Linked DNA regions of Homo sapiens: region 1 is linked to region 2. The links are chromatin loops, found by intact Hi-C in ENCODE. Cell type or tissue: PC-9. All regions are shown on one strand. Links, peaks and the distances in the headings refer to the core of each region. The heading gives the core; the rest is flanking DNA. Region 1 overlaps PDGFRB (platelet derived growth factor receptor beta). Region 2 overlaps HMGXB3 (HMG-box containing 3).

The links. Hi-C counts contacts between places; a loop is a spot of excess contacts. Peaks named below come from ENCODE experiments on the same cell type or tissue, not always from the same donor. Only the 100,000 strongest peaks of a DNase experiment are listed, where the experiment ranks them.
Region 1: a loop joins it to region 2, with 2.7 times the contacts of the local background. A loop is called at or near these places in 2 of 110 quality-filtered maps.

What each region holds. Positions count from the first base shown.
Region 1 is chr5:150,125,499-150,136,166 of GRCh38, forward strand. It overlaps PDGFRB (platelet derived growth factor receptor beta), which reads right to left. Exons shown (of 23, transcript NM_002609.4): 3 at 10,057-10,380; 4 at 9,252-9,518; 5 at 8,383-8,510; 6 at 8,088-8,262; 7 at 7,252-7,444; 8 at 6,481-6,596; 9 at 5,041-5,164; 10 at 4,259-4,470; 11 at 1,022-1,116; 12 at 1-79. Among named protein-coding and RNA genes, the nearest start is that of PDGFRB, 25 kb to the right of the region's middle. RefSeq lists enhancers at 2,292-2,793, 4,430-5,040, 6,713-6,882, 10,048-10,559, 10,560-10,668. In PC-9, for the core only: CTCF peaks have their summits at 4,647 and 4,849; a DNase peak (open chromatin) is centred at 4,633; H3K4me3 peaks cover 278 bases.
Region 2 is chr5:150,044,940-150,055,607 of GRCh38, forward strand. It overlaps HMGXB3 (HMG-box containing 3), which reads left to right. Exons shown (of 20, transcript NM_014983.3): 16 at 527-746; 17 at 2,685-2,818; 18 at 3,630-3,746; 19 at 5,313-5,522; 20 at 6,786-8,189. The coding sequence ends at 7,253. It overlaps CSF1R (colony stimulating factor 1 receptor), which reads right to left. Exons shown (of 21, transcript NM_001288705.3): 19 at 10,298-10,397; 20 at 9,383-9,491; 21 at 8,356-9,285. The coding sequence ends at 9,130. Among named protein-coding and RNA genes, the nearest start is that of CSF1R, 36 kb to the right of the region's middle. In PC-9, for the core only: no CTCF peak of the experiment used is centred there; a DNase peak (open chromatin) is centred at 5,492.

The DNA.
Region 1 (10,668 bases), core at 632-8,631, 80 kb after region 2:
TGGGGTCCACGTAGATGTACTCATGGCCGTCAGAGCTCACAGACTCAATCACCTTCCATCGGATCTCGTAACGTGGCTTCTGGAGGACCAACCCCAGGAATTAGTTATCAGAGGGAGTCTCAGGCCCTGAGCCCCATTAGGTTCGTCCGTCTAGGACACATGGGGCAGGAGACCCTGAGGCCCAGAGAGGGGCAGGGGCATATTTGAAGTCACACAGCAAGTGCTCAACTGAGCCAAGGTCTTCGTGGGCTCGGAGGGAACAGGGACCAAGGGGCCCCAGAGGAGGCTTCAGGACTTGGCAGACTGAGGAGCAACTGGCAGCTGAGGGCCTGGCTCATGAGAACCTCCTCTCTAGCTTCTCTCCCAGCCTTCGCTGCTCCTCAGATGGAAGTAGTAGAGCAGGTGACCCCAGAAAGTGACACCAGGTAGGGTACTCGGCTGGATGCGGATGGCCCTCCCCAGTGCTGGGCAAGTCAGAAAGATGTAAGCTTAGAATGTTGACATCTTAAGGTGTTGGAACCACAGGACTGGAATTTTAGAAAGATGGGATCATGAGGTGCTGTAATCCTGATTCAGGAAGCTTAAAATGTTGGAATCACAGAATGGTAAAATCTCAAAGCAGAACACTGAAATTACAGACTAATAGGATCAGAATGCATTTCAGTAGAATCACAGGTTCTCCATGGGTGAGACCTGGAAGAATCCTGGAGCCCATGCAGTCCACCTCAAAGGTCCCATGCTCCATGGCTAGGATGAGAGGAATGGTGTCTCAGCAGGACCCGGGGACTTAATGACACAGTAGGGGAAGGGAATCCTGGATAGCTCGGGCCAGGCTCAGGTTGGCCCAGACTGCTGGGGGTGGAGGAAGCTGAGACAGCCAGCGTCACAAGTCCCCACCTGAGTTCCATGCTGAGCCCTGCATGTGGCCAGATCACGCAGCATTCAAGGAGGGCAGAGGGGTGGAATTTATGCAAAATAATGATGTGCCAGTCTTCACCCACTGGGCCAGGGAGGGGCTTACCTTCTGCCAAAGCATGATGAGGATGATAAGGGAGATGATGGTGAGCACCACCAGGGCCAGGATGGCTGAGATCACCACCACCTTAAAGGGCAAGGCTGGAGGCAGAGATGAGAGCAGGCCATGAGCAAACTGGGCAGCTACCCTCCCCTCACCCCATCTTTGGCATCATAGATCCCTCCGTACACATCCTGTCCAGAATAGAAGCGCCCACCTCCCCATCAGCCTGCAGTGTCAGACCCTCAGCATCTCGCTCTAGGCCACACGTTCAGACTGTCCTGTAAATACTCCATCCCCTCAGTAACTACCCCCACTCAGATCACTGCTGGCCTCCACGTCCCTTCAGCCCTGCCAGTCAGTCTGGCCTTGCTGCCAGAGCTCTGGACGGGGTGCAAATCCTGTTCTGAGTTCCTGTCCATTGCCTGGACCTCCCATTAGCCCTGGAGCCCCTGAGGGCTGGGTTGTGGCTTACCTCTCCTCTGAGTCCACACCCTTGCTGGGGCTGCCACAGCTCGGTCAGACTCCAAGCTCCATGCCTGACCGAGTGGCCGGTGGACTGAGTGAGTGGCCACTGAGGGAGCAATGGCTGAGACCCCCAGCCTGATGAATCCAGACCTCAGCACGGAGGCCACTTCTCCCCACTTCACCCAAAGGGCCCAGTTGGGGTTGGAGTGGTGACGGTAGTTAACAAAGTGGGGCTCACACTGGCCCTTACAAGCCTCGAGTCTCCTCCACCCTCAAGGCCTCAGCCTCTTCGCTGTACAGCTTCCCACTCTCCTCATCCAGCCCCGCCAGACCTGCCTCTCCCCTGCCCTGCCCTGCTGGCCACCCATGAGGTCCTATGGAACTCATTCCCTCCTCTTCTGTCCCCAATCTATGCTTCTTTGCTCCCTAGGGAGTCCTGTCCCACCTCCTCCTCCCCATCCATTGCTATAACCTCAGTCCCTAAAACCACACCTGGCACATGGTAGGTAGCTGGTACTATTTGTTGAATTACTAAGTGAATGCCATTGTTATGCTTAAAATCTTTGGATGGAGGCTGGGTGCAGTGGCTCATGCCTGTAATCCCAGCACTTTGGGAGGCCAAGGTGGGCGGATCACGAGGTCAGGAGTTCAAGACCGGCCTGGCCAATATGGTGAAATCCCATTTCTACTAAAAATACAAAAAATAGCTGGGCGTGGTGGTGGACTGCTGTCATCCCAGCTATTTGGGAGGCTGAGGCAGGAGAATTGTTTGAACCCGGGAGGCAGAGCTTGCAGTGAGCCGAGATCACACCACTGCACTCCAGCCTGGGCAACAGAGCCAGACTCCATCTTAAAAAAAAAAAAAAAAAAAAAAAAAACTTTGGATGCTTCCCCATGTTATCAGTAAAGGAAAAAGGCCAAACTCCTAAAATGGCACATAAGGCAGAGGCTTCATGACTCTACCTCTGCTTCCCTCTCCAACTTCGTCTCTCACCCCTTATCCATTCTCCCTTACCCTTACCTATCCTCGCCATGCCTTCCTCCTCAGGGTCCCAGACCAACATCCCTCTTCTCCTCCCTCCTCCCGCTCATCACACATCTCGGTCCTGGGAAGGAAGCCTGCATCTTCTAGGCAGCCATCGCTGGAGGCATGAAGGAGCCCTCTTGCAGCCATCCTAGGCCCTGTGTGCTGGTGCTCAGCTTCCCGCTCAGGCTTTAGTCACACAAAAGTGTCACATCTGCCTTGGCTCAGAGCTGGTCTTCCACTCAGGCTGTCCACACTGTCTGCCCAGATACCCACTTGCTCAGAGAATGTGTATGCATGTGTGGGAGCATGGGTGAAATGAGGGGATGAAAGAAGCCCACCCATCCACCACAGGGCAGGGGACAGGAGGCAGCTCTAGACAGGCACGTGCCTGAACATGCCCAGGGACCTGCATACACAGAGACCAAGATGCCTCACATGGCCTTTGGAGCCCTGCCTGCTCTAGATCTGCCGACCCCTGTAGCTCCATCCCATAGCACTTCCTTCCCCTTTATCTGCCACCCTTCCAGCCCCTAAGTATCCACACACTCGATCCTCCAGCCAGATTGAGTTGAACTCTTTTCATTTCTAGGAACTCATTTTGCCTCTGGGCTTTTACACAGGCCATTCCCTCTGAGTGGGACACCATTCCTTACCAGGCTAACTTCTAGTCATTTTTCAGGTTTTCACCTAAAGGTTCCTTTTCTAGAATACTTTCCTGAATCCCATAGCTGGGCATGGGACCCCTTCTCCCTCCAGGCTTTGCCCCTAATGTGGTGATCCCGGAGGGAATTGCCAAGTTCCTTGTCTGCCTTCTCTCTCTGGACTATGGGTACTAGGAGGTCCAGGCAGGGCTGAGCCCTTTGACCTTTATACTTCAATGAGAAGTTGGGTCCTCATATTTATCGAATGAAGAAGAAAGGTGAATAAATGAAGCACACTCATACAGGTGCATGTATGCATAAGGACGGGCAGCTAGATACACAAAAGCATCAAGACACTGGTAGGCATTGTTCATACGCACAGAAATTACACGTGTATGTGTACCTGCTAACAGATGTACATTGTACAGCAGGCACATGTGTACGGGAATTATGCTTGTACACTTTTCTAGAAAGGTGTGCTCCAATTATATGCTTACAGACATGCACTATGCCAGTTTGCATGCATGCAAAGGAATTGTACATGCATTGCTTGTACACATGTACAGGAATTGTGTACCCACCGGTACATGCATACAGACATACACTGTGGGGTTTAAACAGATGTCTGGGAATTAGGCATGCTCATGTACATGGCTTACAAACACGTGGTGGGTTTACATACATGGACAGGCATAGTGCACAGGTGTATGCTTATACACATACACTCTAGCTTTACAGGAGTGACTGGAGATTGGGCATTCTTCAGTAGACGATTTACATATCTACACACAGAGGATTTGCACCTATGTTCAAGGAACAGGCATGCTCATGTACATGGCTTACGACATACATATAGTATATGTACACCACACTGAAGGATATTCATATCCATGGCTTACAGACTTGTGTTTGTACACGTGTGTACCCATATTGTGTTTGCCAGAATGTGTTCCTATGCATGTACACAACAGGGTTTCACAATGCTCCTGTTTGCCCCTGGGCATGCTAACTCCTTTGGCCTGCTGTGGGTACATGGGCACATTACCAATTAGGCAGGATTAAGGTAGGGATTGGGATCGTCAGGGGCCACTGAGGCTGGGGACTCACAGTGTGGCACCACGATGACCTCCTGCGTGTCCTGGCCCACAGCGTTGCGCAGCGTGCAGCGCACCGACAGTGGCCGATCCACGTGCTGCAGACGCAGTGTGCTCACCACCTCAAACTCCTGCTCCTCCTCCCAGTACGTCACGTTAGTCTCCAGCTGGCTCTCCTCTTCGGAACTGTTCCCCAGCAGCGTGGGCGGCAGCTCACGTGGACACCTGCCAGGAGAGCCGGTAGGGTTGGCTGCCAGCCCCTTCCCCTTGCAGACAGGGAAACTGAGGAGAAACTGGTGGAAGGAGGCAGGACGTGTCCAGTTCCTATGTCCCACTGCCTGTTTCCGAGCGGGCTCCTCCTGTGCTCCCTCTACTGGTCAGCAGGGGGTGCTCCCATCCCAGAACTGACAACGTGGATTGCAAAATCCATTCTTATTTGACCCACGGGGTCACACGGCGTATGGGGTAGAGGCAGAACCTGCACTGAATCCTGCCTCTGTCCACTGCATTAGAATCGACCTGGCCAGGAGTGCAGAACTGATCTACAGGGCGGGTGAGGTCTCTGGGGCTCAGACCCTGCACTTTGCTAGGCCAAACTGCCCAGGGGTAAAGGTAAGGAAAAGGGACCATTTAGGTCATACAGAGTAGGACCAAGGAGGTGGTGACCTGGCCTCCTAGGATGCAACTCTATGCCCGGAACAATATGCCAAGAAGAACGGGCGGGACTAGATAACCTTCACGAGCTTTTTCTAGCCAGCTGGGGACACTGGGAGACTGAGGCCCAGGTCTGCTCACCTTTTGAGGTCTCTGCAGGCAGACCAGATGATGTTCGGCTGGGGCATGCCCCGGCCACGACAGCGGACTGTCTGTTCCCCACTGTCAGGGTGGCTCTCACTTAGCTCCAGCACTCGGACAGGGACTGCATGGAGAGAGCACTGAGTTAGGAGGCGGGAGGGTCAGGACAGTTAACAGGACAGGTCCTCAGGGGAGGACCTGGCCCAGAGACTCTCTTGGGGGAGGAGGGCTGTAGACTGCAGGTGAACATTAAATACCAGGAATCAGTGTGAAAACCGATGGGTTCCCTTCTGGGTACTTCAAAGGGAACGCCTCAGCAGGGTGCTAGTCTGTCTTTAACACCTCTCTGAGACTTGCTAATCTTCCCTTTTAACAAAGGGAGGCTAGGCCTCAAGCTCAGAACCCTGGGCCACCAAGCTCATGAAGCCAGCATTTAATAGCATTGTTTGGTCTTCTCTGAGTTTATTTTAGTGGTTGCTTTATATTTATGACATGTGATGCCGATTTTCCACCTACAATAGAGAGGTTACATTTTGTCTTTCAAAATAAATTTGTTTTTAGAAAGTCAATTAACAAAACATTAAGTCATTATCATGTCATTTCTCTGCTCAAAACCCTGCCATGGCTCTTCATTTCGGTCATAGTAAAAGCCAAAGTCTGCACCAGGCCCACAAAGACCTATGCGATTTGCCCTTCTCCCAGCCCCCACTGCCCTATCCCCGTTCTGACTTCATCTCCCACCACTCTCCCCAACAGCCCTGTTCCAACCACACAAGCCTTTCAGTGATTGCTCTGGCCTTTGCACTGCCCGAGGTACCCTTTCCCCAAATATCCACTAAGCTAATGTCCTCACCTTCTTCAGGTCTTCATGCAAATGTCACTTCCTCAGCCCTGATCACTGTATCAAAAATGCAACTCACACCATCACTCTGTGCCCAGCACTCTCAACCTTCCCTACCCGGCCCCTGTTTTTCCTCTCCCGCAGTGTTAGTTACCTTCTAACCTATGTAATTTGCTGGGGTTTTCCTCCCTACTGTTAGTGTTTGTCTTCCCCTACTTGGATGCAAGCTGCACAAAGGCAGGGAGGGAAGTTCAAGAACCTTGAAGAGACAGGCATATGGTAGTTGCTCAATAAATACCTATCGAGTTAATAGTACAGTATAAGTGGAATGTGAGAAGGGAAAATCATGGCCTTGGTACCTAAGTGCCTGAAGTTTTGGAAACACCAATCTAGCCAGATGGCCTCCTTATACAGCTGGGGAAACTGAGGCCCAGAGGCCAGGTTCACACGGCAGTGGGTCAGTGGCCTAGAATCCATCTCCTGAGTTCCAGGCTCCCTCTCCCACTCCTCCCATGGGTGGGTGGACAGTGCAGGAAGGGAGAGGGAACGGGGGCAGGGAGGGGAAGGAGCAGGGACATGGCGAGGGGCGTGCTCATCACCATTGATCTGTAGCTGGAAGGAGAGCTGGACCTCAGCATCCTCATGGAAGGCCCGCATGGTGTAGTGGCCAGCCTCTGCCACCTTCACGCGAACCAGTGTCAGCTCTGACACATACCTGGGGAGCAGGAAAGGCAGCTGTCAGAGTCGGAAGGACTCTTACAGTTCTCCCCACCCTCCTGGTATAAAGAGGAACAAGGCCCAGGGAGGGGAAGGGCTTGCCAAGGTCATCTCGGCATTGGTAGCAGAGCCGGGACTCAAACCAGGTCTCGTAAATCCTCACCCACAGGCAGTTCCCCTAGGCCAAGAGGGAGGGTTGAGATGAACTGTGGGTGGGGGTGGGGAGCATTGAAGGAAAGTCCTATTTCTCTCCCCTTCAGAAAGGTGGACACTGCTCCATCCTAACCTACCACAGTCTCTGTCAGCCAGCAAATCTCCAGCCTCAGGGATACCACAGGCCATGAGTGGCCTGCCTGGCACCCTCTTCCCCAGTCATCTGCCCGTTTACTTCTTGGCTGCTACTGCTGGCCCCACCCATCACAAGGACAACTAAACATCTGGGTGATCATCTGACCGGCGACTGTTTCCTCCACTAGACTAGAAACTCTAGGAGGGATGAACTGTCAGCTCTGGTCGCTGCAGCATCCCCAGCACCTGGCACCTAATATGCTCTCAGAAAGCTGGGCCTAGGTTTGTGGCTGAAAGCCGAGGGCTGCCTGGCGGCTGCAAAGAAAAATAACTTCAAGAATGGGATGGGAGAGCGAGCTGCTCACCGGGTCTCCGACACGTTGCGCGTGGACAGGGCGATTTCGCCAGCGCTGGAGTCGCCCAGGGTGCGGTTGTCTTTGAACCACAGGACAGTGGGCGGTGGGTAGGCCTCGAACACTACCTGCAGTGTCCGGCTCCGATGCAGCTCAGCAAATTGTAGTGTGCCCACCTCTCCCAGGAGCCGCACGTAGCCGCTCTCTGCAAGGGGTGACCGTCAGGGGCGGGGCCCTGGGGGCAGGGCACCAACTGAATCCCAAAGGAGGCCAGCCTGTGGGGTGGGGCTTCAGGCCTGGGGACCGTGCCAGCCATGGAGTTTCCGGAGCTGAGGTTGAAATTGGGCTGGGGACAGGGCCTGGAGAAGGGGCCGAATTTGGGGCTAATATGGATGCTGGGGCCAGCTCCCAGGTTGGGAACAGAGTTGTACTAACAGTTCTCTGTTCTGGGTCAGTACTGTGGCTGATGCTGGGACTAGTGATAAGGTTGAATTTGGGGATGGGGCTTCCCGGACCTGGGATGGCAGTTGGGCTTGGAAGTCAGGTTGGGGCTGGGGCTCTGGCTAGTCAGAAAGTCTAGGTTGAGATAGGGTTGGATTTGGGGCTGACACTACATTTTGGTTTGGGGTTTATCCTGGAATTGGGGTTTTGGTTGGCACAGAGGCTAGCTAGGGCTGCACTGGAGTGTGGCTGACTATACCCCGGGGCTGTGACAGGCACTGGGTCCAGCTCAGCCCTGATCACTGTATCAAAAATGCAACTCTCACCATCACTCTGCACCCAGCAAAGTGGGTGAGGGTGGGGAGCGTTGAAGGAATTGGGGATTGGGCTGAGCCCAAGGCACACACCAACCACGGTGATGTTGATGGCCTTTTCATCCTGATGGTCATTCACACTCTCCGTCACATTGCAGGTGTAGGTCCCCGAGTCTTCTAACTCGGCACTGGGGATGTGCAGGATGGAGCGGATGTGGTAAGGCATATCCAAGAGGAAGTCAGTCACCGGCTCCACCAGCCGCCCACTCTGCAGCAACAGGTTGGGCAGGCCCCCCAAATCAGGAGGGGCCGGGGAGAAATCAGCCTGCAAGCCAGATATCCACCCGTTCCTGGCCCCTCCTCCGACCCCTGCCTGGCCCCACATTACTTCTTTGCGGGGGTATGTCCACTCGAAGTTGACCACCTCATTCCCGATCACAATGCACATGAGGGTGATGTTCTCACCCTGGCGGACCACAGTCTGCACTGCGTTCACAGAGACGTTGATGGATGACACTGGTAGAGAGAGATTGGCTTAGGTCTGGGGAAGTCACCACCAGCCACTAGCACTTCAGCTTGGGGATAGGGTAGGGGGCTAGAGAGGGAAAGGATGACTGATGTAGAAGATTCATTCATTCAACAAATATTTACTGAATACCTACTACATGCCAAGTACTATTCTGGACACTGGAGCAACAGTAGTGAACAAAGTGGACAAAATCTCTGTTCTTATGGAGCTGACGTTCTAGAAGGGATAACAGTCTGGAAATCAAAGTACCCTCTGGAGATCTATGTACAGGAGAAATGTATTGAGCACATAACATGTGCCAGGTACTCTCCATCTTTTATTTAATCTTCACAATTGATCCTATGAGGTAGGCAGCCATTGTTATCCCCACGTTACAAGAGGGGAAGCAGGCTCAGAGAGATTATGTGCTTTGTGTAAAGTCACTCAGACAGGAAATAGCAAAGCTGGGATTTCGACCCAGCTGGCTCTGAAGCTTGTGCCCTCACCGACCATGTTGCACAGGCCAGCTCTGCCACTATCGAATTCTGCGACAGGGGACAAGCTCCATCCTCTCTCTGCGCCTGAGTTTCCCTCTTCTGTAACATGGGGAAAACACTATCTTCCTTCGAAGGCTGTGGTGAGAATCCACTGGGAAGTGGAGTCCCACACTTTGTAAACTGTAAAGGGCTATTCCTCTGTGGAGGGTTATACTTGCCTCTGCTGAGCATCAGGCCAGAAAGGGGGCTCACCCTGGAGTCTGTAGACATAGTAGGCATCAGAATCCACCTCCCTGTCCCCAATGGTGGTTTTGCAGATGTAGCTTCTGTCCTCAAAGATACCAGAAAAGCCACGTTGGTGATCATAGGGGACAGGCAGTGCAACGTCCCCTTTCTTCTCGTGCAGTGTCACCACCAGCTGTGGGTCTGTTACTCGGCATGGAATGGTGATCTCAGTTATTTCCGTGAGAAAGATGAATAGTTCCTCGGCATCATTAGGGAGGAAGCCCACGGTGGGATCTGCCAGGAGTGGAGCCGTGAATAAATCAGGGGAACTGGGTTTCTGGCCATCCCCTGAATTGCTGTGTGGCAAGTCATTTGCCATCTCTGGCCCTCTGTCTCCCCGTTACAGAATAGGGATGCTCCCAGAAGAGCATAAATCAAATGTTAGAGCTGGTCCCTTCCAGCTCTAATGTTTGATATTGACAGTGCCAGGGTAAGAAAGAAGGCAAGTCACAAGTTGAAATGCAGCTGATATCTGGAGCTTGGAGAATGGGGAAGAAGGGATGTGGGGTCAAGAGGGAGCAGATTGGAAGCAGCTGAGAATATAGAGTTCTTGGGAGGCAGGAATAGGGTGACTGGCAGGGAGCAGGCAGATCACCCAGACCAAGGAGTGGGTGCGAACACACTCCCCGACTGAGCCAGGCTGGTTCCATGATTGTCTGCTTTTCTAGGATGGCTGCATTTCACAATAAACTAAAGCACTCTCTGGACTTCCCCTGATGCCTCCAGTTGACAAGAGGGGTAAGGAGTGGGCACACAGGCTGGGAGCCCTTACCTGGCACAAAGATGTAGAGCCGTTTCCGCTCATCGGTCTCCAGTCCACGGGAGTCATTGTGGGTGCAAAAGTATTCTCCCGTGTCTAGCCCAGTGAGGTTGGTCAGTGTGAGCACGCTGGAGAAGGTGCCATCCTGGGCCTTGGCCATTTCCTGTGGGGGCTCCTGGGACATCCGTTCCCACACCACCGGAGCTGAACCCGAGCAGGTCAGAACGAAGGTGCTGGAGACATTGAGGACAAGCTCTGGCCCCGGGGGTGTGACGACCAGGCCCTGAGAGATCTGTGGTTCCAGAAGTAACAGGAGAGACAGCAACAGCAGCTCGCCTTTGGGAGAGGAGGTATCAGACATCAGGAAACAGGGGCTTCAGCACCTCTCCCAAGGCTGAGCCTGCGAGGAGGCCACGTATGCACAGCCCTCAGGTCCTTGAGGAGCACAGCTCCTTTATCCGACAGACTGGGGCTCTCCAGCCATGGCTCTGAGGACCGCTCGCCCAGCTCCAAGGCCCCAGGGATTCCTCTGGACTGCCTCTGTCAGTCCCGTTAGACCCCAGCCTCTGAGTCCTTCAGCAGTGCCATGTGTAGGCAGTAGGCACCAGAAGGGGCCAGGAAATC
Region 2 (10,668 bases), core at 1,151-9,150:
GATGTCGGCAATCCACAGGGCCTTGGAAAATGGCTGGAATTTTACTCAATAGGATTCTGCTCGTTCTTGCCAGCCTGGTATCAGCAGTAAGGGTTTGGGCTTTGGAACTAGACCTGTGTTGACGTGATTGTTCTGTCTCTTCGAGTGCTTGAATACTCACCTCAGCCATCCCCAGACTTGTTTTTTAGTAGTTCATTACAAAGTGTCTGGCACATAACAGGTACTCAAATGGTAGCTCCACTTTCTTTGTAAGACAGGGAAAATGACATAAACAAAGGTATAGAAACAGAAGGGATTTAGGAACTATTCATGTCTGGGAGAGTACTATGGTGTGAGGGAAAGAAATGTGACCAAAAGGCAGGTGGGTACAGAGCTGTCAAATTCAAGGCCCTGTGGCAGTGCCTGGCTGTCTGACTTCCCTTCACCAAGCCTTGGCTTCCCTGTGTGTATAATGACGGGGTAGGCTGTTGTGTTGCTGATGTTCTGTGACTCCCACAGTTTGACCTTCTTTATCCTGACCTTCTAGTTCACCTGGCCTGAATTCCTGGGCTCTAATGAGGTAAATGTGGAGGACTTTTGGGCCACGATGGAGACAGAGGTGATTGAGCAGGTGGCATTTCCTGCCAGCATCCCTATCACCAAATTTGATGCGTCTGTTATTGCCCCCTTCTTCCCACCACTCATGAGAGGAGCTGTGGTCGTCAACACTGAGAAAGACAAAAACCTGGATGTGCAGCCAGTACCTGGTAAGGCCACCTGGTGGCTGACTGGGGTCAAAAAAGGGCTCAGTCAAGAGTCTGGGACATTGTCCATGGCAAGATAGCACAGTGGTAGCGAGAGGGCCAGGCCCCGCTGCAGGACTCCTTTCAGAAAGATAATAACAGCCCGTGTCAAAATCCCCTAGAGTTTAAAGTTGTGGTGCAGAGTTTTGAAGAGCTGTCCTCCATCTTACATAGCAGGGGCGCACAGCTCATTGTCAGCCTTCTGGGATACACACACTGAGTAGCAGAACTCCTATAAAAAATGCTGATAAGGCTCCATCCCCAAAGGTTTTCATTGAGCAAGTGTAGGGGCAGGCCAAGGAATCTGCCTTCAAAACAGGCCTCCCAGAGGGTTTTGCAGCTAGTTTTATGGATTAGACATTGAGAAACCCTGGACTAGCGGGTAAGAGGATAGGTTTCTAACAGCTTGAGTTTGATTCCCAGCTTTGCCACTTAGCTGTGTGACCCTCTGTCAGGTCCCATCATTGCCCTAAGCCACTGTTGCTTCTTTTACAAAGAGGGTGCGATAATAGCTACCCACTTCCTAGATCACTGAAGATAAAGTGAGCTAATGCGGTTAGAGTGATAGCCGCCTTTTTTAACTGTAACCCATAGTGAGAAATACATTTTGTGTCATGACGCAGAATGATATTCGTACATATGCAAGTGTGTATAACTGAAACAACATTCCCAAAACAGTATTTTTCTTTATTTTCTATCTTATTTCATTTTTGAATTTTTGGATATGACCCACTCAATTGATATTGTAATCACTTAATATGTTGTGATCCACTGGTTCTCAAACAGTGCTTCCTAATATTAGATATTGAGGCTGGGCACGGTGGCTCACGCCTGTAATCCCAGCACTTTGGGAGGCCCAGGCGGGCGGATCACGAGGTCAGGAGATCGAGACCATCCTGGCTAACACGGTGAAACACCATCTCTACTAAAAACACAAAAAATTAGCCGGGCATGGTGGCGGGCGCCTGTAGTCCCAGCTACTCAGGAGGCTGAGGCAGGAGAATGGCGTGAACCCGGGAGGCGGAGATTGCAGTGAGCCGAGATCGCGCCACTGCACTCCAGCCTGGGCGACAGAGCGAGACTCCGTCTCAAAATAAATAAATAAATAAAAATAAAAAGATACTGAGGTCCACCTCATATTCCTGCTAATATTTTAAGGGCCCAGGCATCTTTTTTTTTTTTGAGACGGAGTCCTGCTCTGTTGCCCAGGCTGGAGTGCAGTGTTGTGATCTGGGCTCACTGCAACTCTGCCTTCCGGGTTCAAGCAGTTCTCCTGTCTCAGCCTCCCAAGTTGCTGAGACTATAGGCGCACGCCACCACACCACCACACCTGGCTAATTTTTTGTATTTTTAGAAGAGATGGGGTTTCACCATATTGGTCAGGCTGGTCTTGAACTTCTGACCTCAGATAATCCACCTGCCTCGGCCTCCTAAAGTGCTAGGATTACAGGTGTGAGCCACTGCACCCGGCCCCCAGGGATTATTTTTTTAAGGTGCCCCCACATAGTTCTCTTGTGCTAGCCAGGTTCAGGAACGTTGTGTAGAGGGCACTTTTAAACCGAGAGCTGCTGTTCTTTTCTTATTGATGCAGTCATGGTAAGCATCTGAGGTCTTGGTTCTGAAAAACCTTAGAAGACTGGATTAAAAGCTGACTTATTTTAGGGTTTTTTTCAGTGGCGGTATGCAGGATATCTCACTCAGATGTTCCAGGGCAGAAAGCCAGTTGTAATAGACTTCAAATATCTGCAGAAAGCGTGGACCTGACTTGAGTTCCACCTCTGCCAGCACTGGGGGAGGGCTTGGTGCAGAGCTGGCTTCCACTGTTTGCTGTTTTGTGGGCCTAGCCTTGGCCTCTGGTGACTGGCGGCAGCACCCTCCCACCAGCACTGTTGTCTCTTGCAGGCAGTGGCAGTGCCTTGGTGAGGCTGCTCCAGGAGGGCACCTGCAAGCTTGATGAGATTGGCTCCTACAGTGAAGAGAAGCTGCAGCACCTGCTAAGGCAGTGTGGAATCCCCTTTGGGGCAGAAGACTCCAAGGTGAGTGTCAAGGGCAGTGGTGGATATCGGGGCTTCTGGAGTAGGCTGATTGGTCCACTTTTTAGGTCAGGGATATGAATATCTGTGATGGCATCTGCCTTGGACACAAGGTGCTGGCAGTCAGGGATGCCTAGGAGATGGTCAACAGCTAGATGTGACATGTATGTGGGGCCTGGCCTCTAACAGTTCCTCCTGTTGAAGGTTGTGAGCCTAGGCTCTGGGGTCAGGAATCCTGGCTCTCCTCCTTACTGTGTGTGACCTTGGATAAGCTGCTTTATATTTTGAGCTTCATTTTCCTTGTTTGTAAAATGGAAATAACCAAAATACTAACCTTGTGAGATTGTTGTAAGGAATGCACTTTACACAGTGTCTGGTTACTACCTATGCAAGCTCTTAGAAAATGCCTACTGTTACATAGTGTATGTGTCTATGTGTTTTATTCATACATTATTTACTTTCCCTTTCATATTTCTGTGCTGTTGAAAATGTTATGCTTCCTTCAAGATCAGATTCAAATGTTAGCTCCCCTTTGATGGTTTCTTTGCCCTGTAAAAAGTGAAAGGACTCAGGCCTCAGAGTCTGGCAGCTTGATCAGCAGTCTGGCTGGCTTTGTCTGTGACCTAATCCTTTCAGGGCCTCCGATTGCTTACCTGTACCTAGAGGAGGTTGGGCTGATGAGGCTCCAAGGCCCGCTCTGACCCAGGCAGTTTATTCTTTTGCTTTGGGTGTTGGGTGAGTGTGTGATGCTGAGCACCAGCCGTGGTCCCTTAGCATTCGCCCTTATGTTTTTAATCTTGTCCTTCTACTCCAGGACCAGCTCTGCTTCTCCTTGTTGGCCCTCTACGAATCTGTACAGAATGGAGCTAGAGCTATACGGCCCCCACGTCACTTCACAGGTGGTAAAATCTACAAGGTGTGCCCCCATCAGGTAAGAAAATAACTAGGGGGAGCTTGGAGTGAATTTGCTAATGTTGAACTTCCCATACAGGGACTGATCCAGCTCAGTTTTGGGGGGCTAGACTTAGGTCACTGGGCAACCTCCGGCATAGCTGCCCACGGGTCAGGTGCTACCCCCTGGGCTAGGGAGGGAGGCTGGGTCTTCTGTCAGTATTTTTTAAGCACCCTACCACATCCTGGGCATCAGCTGTTGAGGGTATAAGGGCGAGCTTGTATAAAGAATGACAAAGATGTCGTTCCTCCCTAGTTGACCGTATATTTTAGTGGGGAAATAAAGTCACCACAGCTTGTGGCATTGGCTCTGAAGAAATTAGATAAGGGCCTAAGATAGAAAGTAACAGGGAGGAACCTGCTGTCTGAGGTGGCAGAGAAGACTGAGACCTGCAGGATAGGGAGGAGCCCATTGGTAAGCCAGGGAAGGAGTGTCACAGCCAAGGGACCACCAAGGCCGTGAGTGGGGAGACAGAGTGAGCTGAGAGGAGGGGGTGTTGGAGGGCTCCCCCGGGGGGCCAGATCACATAGAGCTCTCTAGGCCAGAGTAACAGTTCGTATTTTATTCTGACTGATGAGGGACCTTTTGGATGGTTTTGAATGGGAAATCTGTGGAAGGGTATGGACAAGGTGGCACTGGGTTAGCTCCAGGACAGGTTATGTACTAGATGACAGAGTGGGCCCAGGTAGATCTTGGAACGGAAACCCCCCCCCTTAACAGGTACTGAATGGGAGAGAGGTGGCTTATCAGAGCCTTCACTGAAGCACATGAGTCAGCAGGGGGATCTAGCTGTAAAAAGAGAATCCAGTTCCCAACTACTTTAACAGAAGCTGTGTCTGAAGGAGATGCTTAATGCTTCTACTCTGGGCAGATCAGAGCCTGCTCAGGGAATTGTGTTCATGCGACAGGGGATCATCTCATGAGAAGCAGCTGACAGCACGGGGAGAGCTGTAGATCTTGGGGGCTGTGATGGGAGTGGCATCACTTGGAGGTGACAGCCAAGTGGGTGTACCCAGAGTTGTGGAATGGTGCTTGGGGGGCCCTGTCAGTGGAGGTGTTTACTAGGCTACATTGTGGATTCCCATCTGGGCAACAAGCCCACTGGGGTCTGGTGGGGAGCTTGCTCAAAATACAGATGCTTAGACCCTACTTCAGAGACCTTAGTTTCTTAGGTTTGACCTCGGGCCCAGGCATCTCCATTCTTAACCAGCTCTTAGCTGCTGCTGCTGCTATGTAGCTAGCATAGTGAACTGGTAGGTGATGTGGAGAGAGTGGGGTTTTGAAAGATGTTCTGAGGTGCCTTTCAGCCTAAGTTGAGGACAGGATGCTCCCAGCTGTCTCTCAGAAGGGCAAGGATGAGCTGGTGACTTCATTTAAGGACAGAAGTAGGAAGGGAGCAGCATGCCATGGGCTCTGGCAGGATGGCCATGGCTTCGGCCCTGAAGCTGATTGCTCATCTTCCTGGGAAGAAGCGAGTGAGAACTGTACACTCTCTGCAGACTGGCTTCCTAATTAACCCTGCGCCCCCCACCCTTCATCTCCCAGGTGGTCTGCGGCTCCAAGTATCTTGTGCGAGGTGAGAGTGCCCGTGACCATGTGGACCTGCTTGCCTCTTCCCGCCACTGGCCGCCTGTCTATGTGGTAGATATGGCCACGTCAGTGGCCCTGTGTGCTGACCTCTGCTACCCAGAGCTGACTAACCAGATGTGGGGGAGGAACCAGGGCTGTTTCTCTAGCCCCACAGAGCCACCTGTGGTGAGTCACCTCCTGAGGAACTGCCATGTCTCCTCAAGCCTACCATGTCTTGCTCTGTCACCCAGGCTGGAGTGCAGTGGTGTTATCTCGGCTCACTGCAACCTCTGCCTCCCAGGTTCAAGCAGTTCTCGTGCCTCAGCCTCCCGAGTAGCTGGGATTACAGGCACACACCACCACACCTGGCTAATTTTTGTGTTTTAGTAGAGATGGGGTTTGGCCATTTTGCCCAGGCCGTTCTCAAACTCCTGGGCTCAAGCAATCCACATGCCTCAGCCTGTCAAAGTGCTGGGATTACAGGCATGAGCCACCACGCCCAGCCTACTCCGTAAGTTTTTACTGACCAAGCCCTCTGTTTGAGGCCACAGTATATCACTTAGTGTGCCCAGGATATCCCAAACCTTGTGTTAAAAGAGGTTGCCTTCCAGAGAAGCCTAGAAAGTTGCCACCTTTGAGAGTTATTGTGCACACTGACATATTAAAGGCCCCAGCCAGCCCTGGATTAGTTTAATTCACCATGTCTTACATTTAGTTGACCATGGATAACACTGTATGGCATGCCTGTTGTGATCTGAAGATACACTGGTTTAGAAAACACTCATCTTATCCAACCCTCTCCTTTTATTAAAAGGGGAAGCTAAGGCCCAGAGGAGGAAATGGACTTTTCCGGGTCCCACAGCAGATTAGTGGCAGAGCCCTTGTCTCTGTGTCTTGGTATATTGTACCAGACAGTATTTCTCACCAGTCATGTACCCTCCAAGGCCAGCAGGCCAGCCTTTGGCCTTTGCTGAAATAGATGTCAGAACTGATAATTAGGAAGAAGGGAAGAATAACAAAGGTTGAGTGCCCCAGCCAGGATGCATTATAGGAAGTGAAGGCCTCTGGCTTTGCCTTGGAGGAGTCATTATTGTCATTACTCCCTGGGGCTCACTGGCTCCATGAGCATGCTGGGGACTCCAGAAAAGTGTCTTAACCTCAGTCAGAGCCTGATCTTTCTGCTCCCCTGCAGCCACTGGCCTGAATGGACCGGGGGCAATAATAGCATAAGTAATCCAACATCTGTTCTGGAAGGTGGCCACTGTTACTGTCCCTGTTCTCACATGAGGAAATGGAGGCACTGGCGGGCAGGGGTTGGCCTAGGAGACACAGTACATGGTGATGTTAGGATTCAAAGAGGGCTGGCTGAGCCTAGAGTGTTCTCGTCACCAGATGGGTTCCACCTTAGTCATTCCTTCTTATCAAAATGCATTCTCATTTCTCTTCTAGAGTGTGTCCTGCCCAGAGCTCTTGGACCAGCATTATACTGTGGACATGACAGAAACTGAGCACTCTATCCAGCACCCAGTCACCAAGACTGCCACGCGGCGCATCGTCCATGCAGGCCTACAGCCCAATCCTGGTGACCCCAGTGCTGGGCACCACTCCTTGGCCCTGTGCCCTGAATTGGCACCTTACGCAACCATCCTGGCCTCCATCGTGGACAGCAAACCAAACGGTGTCCGCCAGCGGCCCATTGCCTTCGACAATGCCACTCACTATTACCTCTACAACCGCCTCATGGACTTCCTCACCAGCCGCGAAATTGTCAATCGTCAGATCCATGACATTGTACAGAGCTGCCAGCCTGGTGAGGTGGTCATTCGTGACACCCTCTACCGCCTTGGGGTTGCTCAGATCAAGACAGAGACAGAGGAGGAGGGTGAGGAAGAGGAGGTGGCCGCAGTGGCAGAATAAGCCAGGCTGTTGTACAGGGACTACACCATCTCTCAAGCCATAGTAAGGCCCTTGCCTGAGGCAGAGCTATCCAGGGGACCTGCAGAAGTGGTCTCCTGTGGGGAGGGCCTCTGACTGCTGGGACTGACCAAAGAGCTTCCATTCCCTGAGCATGGTGGGACCCAGGGTCCTCAGTTCTCAACCCTCCAGGGGTCAGGAGTGGTACCAGGAAACCTCTTCTGGCCCCGAGAGAGCACTTGGGGGACACGGTATGTTTAATGGAGGGGAGGCTGAGGGAAAGGCTCGTAGCTGGTGGGTTCCGTGGGGCCTGCGGTGTGGGTCAGGGTGGAGGTCCTGGGTGGGCTAAGGCGTGAGCCCCAGCACTAGGTGGGAAGGCTGCTGAGGTCTCTCCCACCCCTGAGGAGCCCTGGTTTCAGCCCCCTCAGTCTGATGAATTGCTTAGCCTGTTGCCTTTGACTAGGGGCCTGGGTGGCCTCATTAACTCTAGGGGTCCCTTTGGGCTCTTGATTCTCCCTGAAGGAGGGATGCATTTCTCTCTTGCTCTTCCTGTACCCACATTTGGGGGAAGCTGAGGAGGGAGGAACAGTCAGCCACAGCTCTCTTCCAGCACTGTCCTCTCCACCCCAAGCTTTGAGGAAGAGCATCCCCTTCCTCCTTTCCCTGGCCACTGCTGCTGCAGCCAATATCCTCTCTGGGCCTGGGACCCTCTCCACAGAGGGGATGTGGTCCCTGGTCATGACATAACCTAGCAGCAGTAGGAAAAACTCCCTTCTATGAAGGGGAAGCAGACTGGGCCATAAGGAAACAGCAGGACTGGCTCAAGTGCCCAAGGTTTGTTTAGGGCCTGGGAATTGGCCATGTGTTAATTTATTGAGTGGAGTAGGTGGCTTTTTTTCCCTCCCTCTTCCCCCAACAAGAATAAAGTTTATTAAATTATCTGGTTTTGGTGTAGCAGGAGTCAATTCCGTGCACATCGTATGGGGCACAGTGTGGTCAAGCTCCACAGCTGTGAGCTCGTCACTTCATGTGAAGGAGGGAAGGAAAGAAAGACGTTCCAGGGAATTTGCAGGTACTCATGTGGCACAAAGAACCAGAGGCTGACTGCATTAATGCTGTTAGTTTAATGTGGACAGAGACATCCCACGGCGTGACTGTTAGTTAGGATGAGTCAGCTTGGGGGAGTTTGTGCTTCCTGCTTGGTGTGGCCAGCCACATGCCAAGGTCCCCTGCCTTCTAGCCCAGAATGACGGGACTGGGCAGAACACCCCCAACTTTTAGCTGCCACTTGGCTCATTACAGCAGTACCAGTATGGGGGTGGGAGGGGTGAGGCTGTGGAGTGAAGGCGGCGTATAGGGCAGAGACTAAGAGGTCCTGTGAGATTCTTAGAGGAGCCATCCTGCTCCAAGGGGCCTGAGCTGAGTGTGGTCTGTGAGCATCTGCTGCTCCTCTCAGAGAGGGAGATCTCACTCTCTGCCAGTCTGTCTAGCCCCAAAGAGCCTGGTTTTCTCAGTATCAGTGTAGCTCCTGGGGACTTCATAGGCATAAAGTCAGTCCATTTCCATGAAGATAAGGGGATTAGGAAAGAAGGTTCTACTAGTTGGCATAGCAAACACGAGGCCAACACCATGAGAACAGTAGGGGAGGGGGGGGTGAGGGCTCAGCCCCCAGCCCCTGACTGGCAGTGATGGCCCATGCTCAGGAAGTGGGATCCTCTGACCTCCCCTGAATCCCTCACCTTCCCAAGTTTCAGAGCTGGGCCGAGCTGTTGAGTGAAATGACCGAAGGCAGAGTTTGTATGTTCTCCCCGTGTCGCCCCATCCATGGAGGAGTTGAAGTTTGTGGGAGGGGAGAGTGGTACTCCCTGTCGTCAACTCCTCAGCAGAACTGATAGTTGTTGGGCTGCAGCAAGGGCTGGGCGATATCCCCTTGCTCGCAGCAGGTCAGGTGCTCACTAGAGCTCTCCTCCTCCAGCTCACTGCTGCTGCTGCCGCTGCCACCGCTTCTGCTGCTGCTCGGCAGATTGGTATAGTCCTGAGGGTGGGAGGGACCAGAAACTGTCAGTCCAGATCCATCAGGCCCAGCCCAACGTGCTTTACCGGCCACCCACCCCAAGCCTCACCCCACTCACCCGCTCTCTCCTGTCCTCTTGGGCCTGCTCCTGAAGGAAGGAGCAGATCTGCTGGAAGGTGGGTCTGTGGGTGGGCTCCAAGGCCCAGCAGGCCTGCATGATGCTGTATCTGGGAGATAGGACAGAGGATGCCCATGGGCAGCTCCCTAGGGTCCAGGGGCCATTAACACACACCCCTAGAGAGACCTACCCAGCAGAGGTCCCCAAACCCAGTCAAAGTAAGTTTAGTATAAAACCTATGCCAAGTCCTTGGCATGCTTTACCATTTAATCCTCACAGTAACCCTTGCAGAAGGGTACTCTCATCACCCTCATTCTGACAGATGAGGCCATTTTGGTATCCTCAGGGTAACTGTAATAACGATCTCTTAAAAGTCTGTTTAGGGACAGGTGCAGTGGCTCATTCCTGTAATCCCAACACTTTGGGAGGTTGATGCAGGAGGATTGCATAAGGCCAGGAGTTCCAGACCAGCCTGGACAACATAGTGAGATCCCATCTCTACTAAAAAATTTTTTAAAAATAGCTGGGCTTGGTGGTGCACACCTGTAGTCCCAGCTGTTTGGGAGGCTGAGGCCAAAGGATTGCTTGAGCCCTGAAGATTGAGGCTGCAGTGAGCTATGATTGCACACATCACTGCGCTCCAGCCCGGGCTACAGAGCAAGATGCTGTCTCAAAAAAAAAAAAAAAAAAAAAGGAAAAGTGGTCGGTTAGGACCAGCCCTAGTGAACAGCTGCTTCTCTGAGAACATCCCCCATAGCTTGAACTCAAAAGGGGCTTGTTGTGTCCACTATGGGAGAGATAAAGTCTGACCCTGGAACATTTTGGACAGGGAAAGATCAGGGCCACACGGCCTTCCATCCCTTTCCAGCGAAAGCCTGGGGTGTCCTTTTCCCTCCCTGGGATCCCTTCGCTTACATATTCTTTGGGGCAAATGCAGGCTGGGCCATTTGGTATCCATCCTTCACCAGTTTATAGAACTTGCTGTTCACCAGGATGCCAGGGTAGGGATTCAGCCCTGCAAAGGCCAAGATCAGGTAAGAGGCCATGCCCATTGTCTTCTCCCCATTCCCGCACACCCACACACATCTTAGACTGGGTTTAAAGGGTCCCACTTGACAACACTGCAACAGCAGCTACTCTTACCCGGTGCTTCCTGTGTGCCAGCCAGTGTGTGGCAGGCTTAGGCTTTAGGAAGGTGTGAGCCTCTATCCAGGCCTTATCACACCAAACATTCTTGCACAGGCTTTGGAATCAGACCAAAGCTTCAGCTGTGTATCGTTAAAGTG